Linked DNA regions of Homo sapiens: all the other regions are linked to region 3. The links are chromatin contacts, found by Hi-C or POLR2A ChIA-PET in ENCODE. All regions are on one chromosome and are shown on one strand. Each heading gives the region's core, a stretch centred on a gene start or an enhancer-like site at or near the end of the contact. The rest is flanking DNA. Distances are from core to core; before and after follow the strand shown. Region 1 holds the start of BATF3 (basic leucine zipper ATF-like transcription factor 3). Region 2 has its middle 97 kb from the start of INTS7. Region 3 holds the start of PACC1 (proton activated chloride channel 1).

Region 1 (2,995 bases), core at 301-2,800, 280 kb before region 3:
GGCACCTTGTGTGGGTACCTTGTGGGATGCAAAATAGTCCTGGGGCAACCACCAGTTAAGCTGAGTGATGAAATAACGGAGAGGAAAAGATTAATCCGGGCAGATAACCCAGCGTAGCGCTGGCTCTGCTGCGCAGCCTTGCTGCTGTGGAGTGTGGCGCTGCAACTCTAAAGGGCTGCGTCCACCCTCCGTCTTCCTCCCCGCCTCTCAGTTGGCCGAAGCTTCTGATCACACAGACAAGAATCTCCGCTCGCTTTCCCGCTGGCCTCCAGGCAGCCAAGTTCACTCAAGCTCTCTCAAAGCTTTTGCAAGAGTGGGTCTTAAATCCTGGCGGGGGGCACGTGCACTCATTTAAGACTTAAAAAGGAATCGGAAATGACTGTCCCCATGCCCACTGCTGCCCACAAACCTGAAGACCCAAGCGACCACACTTGGTAGGCACTTCTGCCCTTCTGGTCTGGTTCCCACCCGCCCATCCCGAATCGCGGTTATCTTTCCCGGTGCTCACAGCATGCAGACCACAGCCTGTGGCCGCTAGTGTTTCCTTCGCTAGGACCACGGGTAATTGTCTTGGCTTCGCATCTTTTGACTGGCAGGCAGGTGGACAGGGACTTGCCCTACCTCAACCCGGTCCCCAGCTTGGCACGAGCAGATAAATCTTGAAAAAGAAAAATGATCTGGGCCGTTTAACCGTGGCATGGCGGGTCCAGATCCCCAAACCTGTCACTAGTGACGTCCCACGTGGCAGATTCGCTCTCAGGGAAGCCCGTCACCGTTTTTGTCCGGGACATCCTCCCCATGCCCACCCTCCGCTCCGGGAATTCACCCTCGGGGCCGCCCCGCCTCGTTCCCTCCCACAGCCCGGCGGACCCGAGACGGGAAGGGCAGGCACTCCCTGCAGAGTCCCTGGGGCGCCCGTGGCTCGGGGTGCGCGGTGGGACTCGGTGAAGCCGGCGTCTTCACCCCAGAGCCGCGGCTTCGGGGCCGCTGGAGGAGCGAGAGTGGCGCCCGGATGACTGATCGCCGCGGAGAAAGTCCCCCGGGACTGTGACCCCCGCGCCGGGGGGCGGACGCAGGGCGTGGCTGAGGCGCAGGAAGATGCCGCGATGGGACCGGGAAAAAACACCGACCCCAAAACACCCACTGTGTTTCTCAACCTGAGTTCCCCGGCAGCCGCCGAAGGACCCCAAAGGCTGCATGGCGCCCCCCTGGTCCCCACCCCCCCGGGCGTCGCCTCGCGTGGGTGGGCTTCGCGTTCCCTCCGGGGTTTCAGAGCCACCACGTGACTTCCACGAAGCGCGGGGCGCCGGCGGAAAGCCGCGGCAGGGGTGGGATTTGGGACCCCGAGGTGCGGAGAGAGGGCGGGCAGAGGAGGAAACGAGGCGGGGGTGGGAGAAGGAGGGCGGGGCAGACGTGGGACGGGAAGGACGGCTGCCGGGACTGGCGCGCGGGGACACTGGGCCGACGCGTGGAGTAGCGGGGAGAGCGGGAAGCCTGAGGGGGCGGGGCCGGCGCGAGGCCGTGGGTGCGGCACGAGGATGCCGGCGGCGGGACAGCGCCCGTAGGCAGCCCCACGGGCAGGGCGCGCGGGCGGGGCGGGGCGGGCCGGGCCAGAGGAGCGCCCGGCATGTCGCAAGGGCTCCCGGCCGCCGGCAGCGTCCTGCAGAGGAGCGTCGCGGCGCCCGGGAACCAGCCGCAGCCGCAGCCGCAGCAGCAGGTAGAGGGCGAGAGGCTCAGGGAGGGCCGTGGGGTGCGGGGACCGGCGCGCCGCGGGGGGCGAGGAGGTGGGTGCTGGAGTTCCGTGGTGGTGACTGCGGAGGTGCAGAGGTGGCGGGTGCGGCCGGAGACAAGCAGAGGTAGGGGCGTAGGGATGTTGGGGAATGGGGGCGATCCAGGGACCCTGTCGTGCGCACAGTGTCCGCGGCTCCTGGAATGGCTCCTGAGCCAGCTCCTGCGCCCTCTGGGGGAAGAAGCCCGAGGGCGCCGACGCCTGGCTGGGCCGGGCATGGCCGGTGCTCCCCGGCACGTGGGCTCCGCACTGCCCTGAGGGCCGCCCCATCCTGGCGCAGCCAGCGACTGCCACCCCACCACCCGCGCCTGTAGCCCCTCCAGGATTCCCCCGGGTGGGGGGGGTGCTGCCGCGGGAATGGAGAACGCCGGACTAGTCAGCCTGGGCGGAGGGAACCCACAAAGGGCCGACTCCGCCCCCAGCTGGTGGAAACCCTTTGCCCCTTCCCAGTTCGCTGTCCCCTAGCAACGTTTACAGCGGCGCAGTCAGGAAGGAGACCAGGTTGGCCACAGGGACGGCCGTCTGGAAACTTTGCCTGGGTCTTGGCCACCTGCCTTACGACGAAGACTGGGTCTTTTCATCCTTACTCCCCACCTTCCCAATTCAGCGCCCGGCCCATGTCATCAGGTGTCGCTGGAGTGTCACAGAGATCTGAGTTTGGGCCTGGGCTTTGCCACACACAGGCTGAGCAGCCTTGAGCAATTTGTTTAACCTCTCGGACCGTCCATTTCCCCATCTGTAAAATGAATATAGTAACATCAACCTCTCAGGATTTTTGAGACTGAATCAGATATGGTTAATAACATAATACTATCTCTAACTTTCGCTCACCTCTTTCTGTCTTGATTAAATGTTTCTGCTGGGTTGGCAGGTGTGATCATGGTGATGAGTCCAGTTTAGAGTCAGCTCCCCGAGGGCAGTATGCAGGCTGCTTTCTTGTGCTAGTGACTTTTTGATTACAGAGAGCAAAGAGGCATGAGAAGCACTATGCAGAATACATTTTTTTTTAAAGTAGCAACTTCAACAAAGGCAGGTAACTTCTTGAGGGCATACTGTATGCTGGGAGCTTTAGGACAAAATCTCATTTCATCGCATCCCAATCCTAAGCATTAGGCTGTTAGCACCAAGTCTGCAGAGTTCACTGACCCTTTGTTTAGGGCTTGTATCCCCAGTGTCTAGAACAGTGTCTGGCACATGGTAGGTGCT
Region 2 (3,248 bases), core at 179-2,678, 480 kb after region 3:
GTTGTTTTTTTTTTCTTTCTTGTCATGCGGCCTCTGGGACTGAGAAGTGATTTGCAACTTGGGTCTCTCCAAGATTGCTTGCCTTCATGAGCACAACCCATTGTACTGCTAACAGCCAGAACATTCTCATAAAATGTGTACAGATCTACAGTGTCCACGGTTGAATGACATCTCTTCAGATGCAGCCCAGTTGTATGAGGTTCACACAACCTACACAGTCATCTCAGCACCTGGGAACACGTGCTTAGGAAAAATTGCCAGAGCAGTGCAGAACCCCTTGTTCTTTTACCAGGTGTGGAAACAGCTGAATCAGAAAGCCTGGGTTTCACTCTTGGTTCTGGTGAATTAGCTGTGTGACCAAGCAAGTCACTTTACCTCTACATCTTAGGGGTTTTTTTTTTTGTCTGTCAAGTGACTGAATTAGACTGGTTTTCTGGATTCCAGCCTAGAGTTGTATTATCAAGTGACTGAAAGACTAAAAACAAACAAAAACATTTCTTAAATTGGAGATCTTTTTTATTTGTAATTAAGTGGCTATTTTCAGGGTTAAAGTTTACAATGTGGATTTCAAGCTTCTGGTGCCATTCAAGGTAGATTTCTCCAAAAAAGAAGCAAATCTTGTAAGCCATCAATTCCCTTTGAGAACTTCCCAAATGTTATGTTCTTAAAAGATAGGTTTTGATAGCTATGTTTATGAACTTTTTAACTTGGTGTATTATGGGCTCCTGGCACAAACTCAGAAAGGAATTTTTTTTTTTTTTTTTTGAGACAGAGTCTCGCTCTGTTGCCCAGGCTGGAGTGCAGTGGTGCAATCTCAGCTCACTGCAACCTCTACCTCCCAGGCTCCGGTGATTCTCCTGCCTCAGTCTCCCGAGTAGCTGGGATTACAGGCATGTGCCACCACGCCTGGTTAGTTTTTATATTTTTTAGTAGAGATGGGTTTCACCATGTTGGCCAGGATGGTCCCAAACTCTGGTGATCGCCCGTCTTGGCCTCCCAAAGTGCTAGGATTACAGGTGTGAGCCACCGTGCCTGGCCAGGAATTATTAAAATAAAAGCAAGTCCAAGAAGTTCAGAGTATAACTGAACTGAACATAACTCTGAAGCAAGAAAGACTTATTTTAGTATGTCCATTAGATCCAGGATTGGAACTCTGATTTTGTTTAGTAAAATATCTACTGAATTTTTGGCATCAACTGTTAAATGGTTATTTGTGGTGGGGGAAGCTGTTTATAACTTCAACACTACACTAATGAATGAAAAGAAAAATGAGATGCAGAAAAGAAAGATGCATACTAATTGTGAAGTGGGCATGTTCCCTAAATTTAGAAATATGAAGGGCACTTGCTGGTTAAAGCTAGGAAGACAGGACTAGTTTTTCTCAGTGCTTCGTCACTTTGCAGTGCAGTAGTGTTTCCTTATCTGCAGTTTTTGCTTTTCACTTTCACTTTGCTTTTCAGTTTCAGTTCCCAGAGGTGAAGATAGACCACATTCACATAATTTTTATTACAGTATATTGTTACAATTGTTCTATTTTATAATCACTTAATCTCTTTACTGTGCCTATTTTATAAATTAAACTTTGGCATAGGTGTGTATGTATAGGAAAAAATGTAGTGTATATAGGGTTTGGTACTATCCTCAGTCATAGGCATCCACTGGGGATCTTGGAACGTATCTCCTACTGATAAGGGGGACTGCTGTGTAGTCCAGTGACTGAGAGCACCAGCCTTTGGGGCCATACTGCCGAGGTTCCAATCTTAACTTTATGACCTTGGACAAGCTACTTAGTCTCTCTATGCCTCAATTTCCTTATTCCTAATAGAGAAACATATTAGTGTTTCATGGGGTAGGTATGAGAATTAAGTGAGTTAGTATAGAATTTACTTAGAACATGCTTGGCATATAGTAAAACAGATATATAAGCATTTGCTTTTATTATTACTACTACTGTCATTATCCTCCTTAGTATTTTTTTTTCCAAAGTGTTAGATCAGTTCTCACTGAGCATTTTATTACCTTGTCTCTGCTATTAAACACATTTAAGCTATCTTTCCTAATGCAATTTGGGTACATTGAGTAATAATGATCTAAACAAAATAGAATTTCTGTCTACTATGCTATAAATCATTTAATTAAAATATGTAAAGGCAGACATACAAGGAAATATATGTAAATACATTCTGCTGATTGCCTTCAGTGATGATAGCAATAGAATGTTGACTATTCAGAAATTAATGTATTCCAGCTTAAACTAAGACCTTCAGACATAACCTTTCTAGCGCAAACCAACCAAGATAGCAGGCAATTTGCAACTGGGGAATATGCCATTTCTCATGTTAAGATACTGTTCAGAGAAGAACAAACCAATTAGACAAGATCCTCAGACTAGGGTCCCAGAGAAGTCAGTTTAAATTCTATTTATAAGACTCATCATTAATCCTTAGATAAGTCACTTGATCTTTCTGTGCCAATACCTGCCAACAGAATATTGAGAATAAGATGACCTGGCACTTGGTATGTAGAGTATAGGCACCACTGACCAACAGAACTTTCTGTAATGATGGAGGCGTTCTAAATTTGCACTAACCGCTACAGCCACTGGCCACATGTAGCTATTGAGTACTTAAAATATGGCTAGTGTGATTGAGGAACTGAATTAATTTACTTTTAATTCAGTTAAATTTAATTATTTTATTTATTTATTTATTTATTTATTTATTTATTTATTTAGAGATGGAGTTTTGCTCTTGTTGCCTGGGGTGGAGTGCAATGGTGCGATCTCAGCTCACTGCAACCTCCGCCTCCCAGGTTCAAGTGATTCTCCTGCCTCAGCCTCCCAAGTATCTGGGATTACAGGCATGTGCCACCACACCCGGCTAATTTTGTATTTTTAGTAAAGGTGGAGTTTCATCATGTTGGTCAGGCTGGTCTTGAACTCCTGACCTCCAGTGATCCACCCCCATCGGCCTCCCAAAGTGCTAGGATTACAGGCATGAGCCACCATGCCCGGCCTCCTTCAGTTAAATGGCTTCATGTGGCTACTGCCTATGGAGTTGGAAAGTGCAGGGAATGAAAAATGAAAAAATGAGAACTGTTACCTTAAGACCTAGATGACCCTTAAGTGGATTTCTAGATAAGGGGGCCTACATTGGAATTCTTTGACTCACTAAAAGTTCCACACGAAAGAGTGTATAGATGACAAGGAGGGTATTTAGGTTCATGCGTTTGCTTTGCTTCTAGTATTA
Region 3 (3,244 bases), core at 364-2,863:
CTGGTGTGTGCTCATGAAGGAATGGGAGAGAGGACTTGGGGGCTGCAAGGACAGAACATTATTTACATGTTTATGATCTGTCTCTCCACAGTTGCATGAAAGAGCCACGAAAGCCAGGACCCAAGGGTATCTTATCCATTTCTGTATCCCAGTGCCCAGCACATTGTATTTGTTAAGCCATATTTTATATTTTATTAGCCAGTATCTCCTTCAAATGTGGGAGCCCATAATTTTCCAGTTTGGTCACACCAACAAAGACTAGAGAGGAATGACAGGGTTGGAATAGAATTCTCTGGTTCCTTCCAGCTCTAATATTCTATGATGGTGTGAACTTGTTCTATCAAGTACCATTGTATTAACACAGTAAGGAATTTAATTAGTGGTCTGCTATTGTTAATTTGTTTTGGTAAGCAACTGTTAAATGAAATGGCTGGAATCAGTGTTCCATTCATAAATTTAACAAACATTTGTCGAGTGCCTACAATGTGTTAGGCACTATATATATTGTCCCATATAACAGATTTAAGAGCAGAGGGCCTAGGATAGGGGTGAGTGGTCAGGAGAGGTGATGGGGACCTCCCATTGCTAATGCTCCAGGAGGTCCAGGGTTCTTTGATGTGGCTGGCACTATTCTGCTTATCACTGAGGAGAGAAGAGGCTCCCAGTGGCCTGAGTGGAGGGGTTACCAAGCTGCAGCTGCAAGGGACACAGAGCAGCATTCACCAAGGCACAACAAGCAGCCTCTATCTGCTTCACCACTGAGGAGCCGAGGGCCCTCACACAACAGCTGTTTCAGGCAGTGGGAGGAGAGGAAGATGTGGTCTTCAGGTCCACCCTGCCACAGGGCCAACACCAGATTTGACGCCACATCTAGCGCTTGAGGCTTCTTCTGTGGCTGAACAGCGGCTTTAGGCTTTCTCTGCACGATCCTTCCTTTCTGCTTTCATAGGCCTTGTCAGGCAGGGCAGGGTTTAGCAGTTGCATTCTAAGGCGAGGAGAGGAGGGCTCAGAGCATTGCAAGACCTAAAGGGGAGGGTCAGAGCCAGGACAAGAACCTAGGGGTACTCCTGCCCCTGGAATAATGGAGAGAACATGGGCTCCGCAGTCTACCCCTGGATGAAATAATCTTCATTTGATTACCGCTCCACCCGCATCCTTTCTGAAACAAAGTACCTCAGTTTCCTCATTTGTAAATTAGGGAGAAAAATGTCCTTCTTACAGGGTTCCTTGCAGAATCAACGGCATAATGTGAGTGAGAGCGCTTTGTAACTAACATACAAAGTGCTCTCCAGACATTTATTACCGTTTTAAACCGCCAGGCCAAGCTTCCTCTTGCAATTATAGATTAGGGGCTCCTACTCATCTGACTTTGTTCCACTTTCCACTCCTCTTCTCCGTCCCTCCCCCTCCAACAAAGAGAGGAAGTGAGAGACGCAGAGGCACGCGTCTAAGGACCAGCTTAGCTGGCCCAGGGTCACATGCAGGCCTCCGCCACAGGGGTGAGAGCTGGTGTGAGGGGCGCCCCCGCCCAGAACTACATTTCCCATCAACACTTTCGCGACTCCTGGGCGGCAGCGGCCAGGCGCATGCGCCGAGTATCGCCACGCCTGGTCTCTGGGACGCCCCTCCGGACCGGTTTCGCCTCGCGGAGCCGGTAGGTCCAGGTGCAGCGGCCGCAGTGCTGCGTCCGTGCGCCGCGGGCTGGGGCGGTCTCAGGTGTGCCGAAGCTCTGGTCAGTGCCATGATCCGGCAGGAGCGCTCCACATCCTACCAGGAGGTACGAGGTTGTGAGAGACGGAAGGGAAGTTTGAGGCGGAGGAGCAGGGTCCCGGGGGCCTGGGCGGATGCGGGGCGGGGGGTGTCGGGGCTGCGCGGCAGAGGGCTCTTCCGAGGGACCGACGGGTGCGTCAGGGGAGGGCTCCCGGGGTGCAGAGGAGCGGCCCAGGGGCAGGAAGGAAGCGGGGCAGCGGAGCGGGCGCCCAGCGTTCTCCGTATGCTGCGGGTTGCATGGCCGAGGTCCGGAGTAGGGTCCCCGGCGCCGCGACCCGTAACCAGCAGGTGAATGATTGAAGCTACCTGAGGCCCAGCCTTCCGCGCTCCCCGCCGGAGCGGCAGCCCAATGGCCCAGAGGAACCCGGCGTTCTTTGCAACAAGTGGAGCGCCCGCGCCCTCCTCCCGGCGAGATCTGATGCGCGGTCGGCATCGTCGGCATCCTCCCCCTCCAAGCCCAAGGCCTCGCTGTCCCCGCGGCTGGTGACAGGATTGATTACCTGTTTTTTGGTGACCACCTAACTTTGAAAAAGTGCCTTCATGGACTCTGCTAGTTCTCGCTCCTCTTCGTCTCTCCCTCCAGTCTCACCTCCTCCCACGACTTTATCACTTTCCAGTTCTTTGTCTCTTCTCTGTCCTGCGCTGCAGGCTGTGCGTCCAGCGCTTCCTTCAAGCAAGCCCTGCCTCCTCACTTCTCCAGCTGTATTAGTGAAACTGCTCTCCTCCTCCGCCTCCACTTCTCGGCCCCCAAACCTTGGTCATCTTTGGCAACCGTCCTCTTCTGTGCCCCTCCATCGTGCCGCCTCATTGGCCAAAGTCAGGCAGTTCCAGGTCGGTCCTCCTCCAGTTTGTGTCCCTGTGTTTGCTGTAACCTCTGAGTGCGATACTGTGTTACCATCGCTCCCTTTAGTCTCTTATACTCTCCAGATTTGCCTTGAGGCCCTGCCTTCACCTCGGAGCATTCCTTTTTTCTCAGACCTGACGCTGCCCTTCGTCTGCCCAGAACAGTCCAGACTTCTCAGCAGGCTCCCAAAGCTCTGAACAGCACAGCAGCCATGTCTCCCATTACCTTTGCCACCTCCTAACCCACCTAGGGTCTGGCACAGTGGAAACTCAGTTTTAAAATGTGCTCCTGCCTCTGTGCGTGTGCTCACTCCATTCCTTCATCAACGCTCCGCCAAGCTCCATTGGGTAAAATGCCCCCAGAAGTCAAGGGCTACCTCAAGTTCCATGTGTTCCATAGGGGTCCGCTTTCCAGACCCGTCTGCATTTCTGTCTGTCCTTCTCATAATGAACTTGCTGCCTTCTGTCTTAGTCAATAGTTACTGCTGTACATATCTCCCTTTGTAAAAGACTGATTCACAGAAGGGCTTTGTGGACTATATAAAGCAGGTGGCTTAGCCCTACAGTGGAGGGAGAAGCCAACTTGAAGGCAGATGAGATTTGCCTAAGGCTTGCCATTTTTTAGTGTAGG

The links. Hi-C counts contacts between places; a loop is a spot of excess contacts on that map. ChIA-PET counts read pairs that join two places held with the same protein, here RNA polymerase II (POLR2A). Pooled maps may share reads with other maps.
Region 1: a loop to region 3 is called in a pooled map, with 4 times the contacts of the local background. The contact joins the promoter of BATF3 here to the promoter of PACC1 in region 3. A Hi-C loop is called at or near these places in 6 of 50 pooled maps. POLR2A ChIA-PET finds 5 or more read pairs at or near these places in 3 of 52 experiments (activated CD4-positive, alpha-beta T cell and activated naive CD4-positive, alpha-beta T cell).
Region 2: a pooled map shows a loop between it and region 3 (5-fold over the local background). The contact joins the enhancer-like site here to the promoter of PACC1 in region 3. A Hi-C loop is called at or near these places in 4 of 50 pooled maps. POLR2A ChIA-PET finds 5 or more read pairs at or near these places in 2 of 52 experiments (activated CD4-positive, alpha-beta T cell and activated T-cell).

The regions. Positions count from the first base shown.
Region 1 is chr1:212,698,395-212,701,389 of GRCh38, reverse strand. It overlaps BATF3 (basic leucine zipper ATF-like transcription factor 3), which reads left to right and starts at 1,550. Exons shown (of 3, transcript NM_018664.3): 1 at 1,550-1,717. The coding sequence starts at 1,628. RefSeq lists silencers at 1,533-1,612, 1,803-2,252.
Region 2 is chr1:211,937,076-211,940,323 of GRCh38, reverse strand. No RefSeq gene overlaps it. Among named protein-coding and RNA genes, the nearest start is that of INTS7, 97 kb to the left of the region's middle. RefSeq lists an enhancer at 1,340-1,419. Within about 2 kb of position 1,428, at least 5 of the 41 ENCODE cell types and tissues checked have a DNase peak (open chromatin) inside an H3K27ac peak, as active enhancers do.
Region 3 is chr1:212,413,255-212,416,498 of GRCh38, reverse strand. It overlaps PACC1 (proton activated chloride channel 1), which reads left to right and starts at 1,613. Exons shown (of 8, transcript NM_018252.3): 1 at 1,613-1,777. The coding sequence starts at 1,742. RefSeq lists a silencer at 1,902-1,961.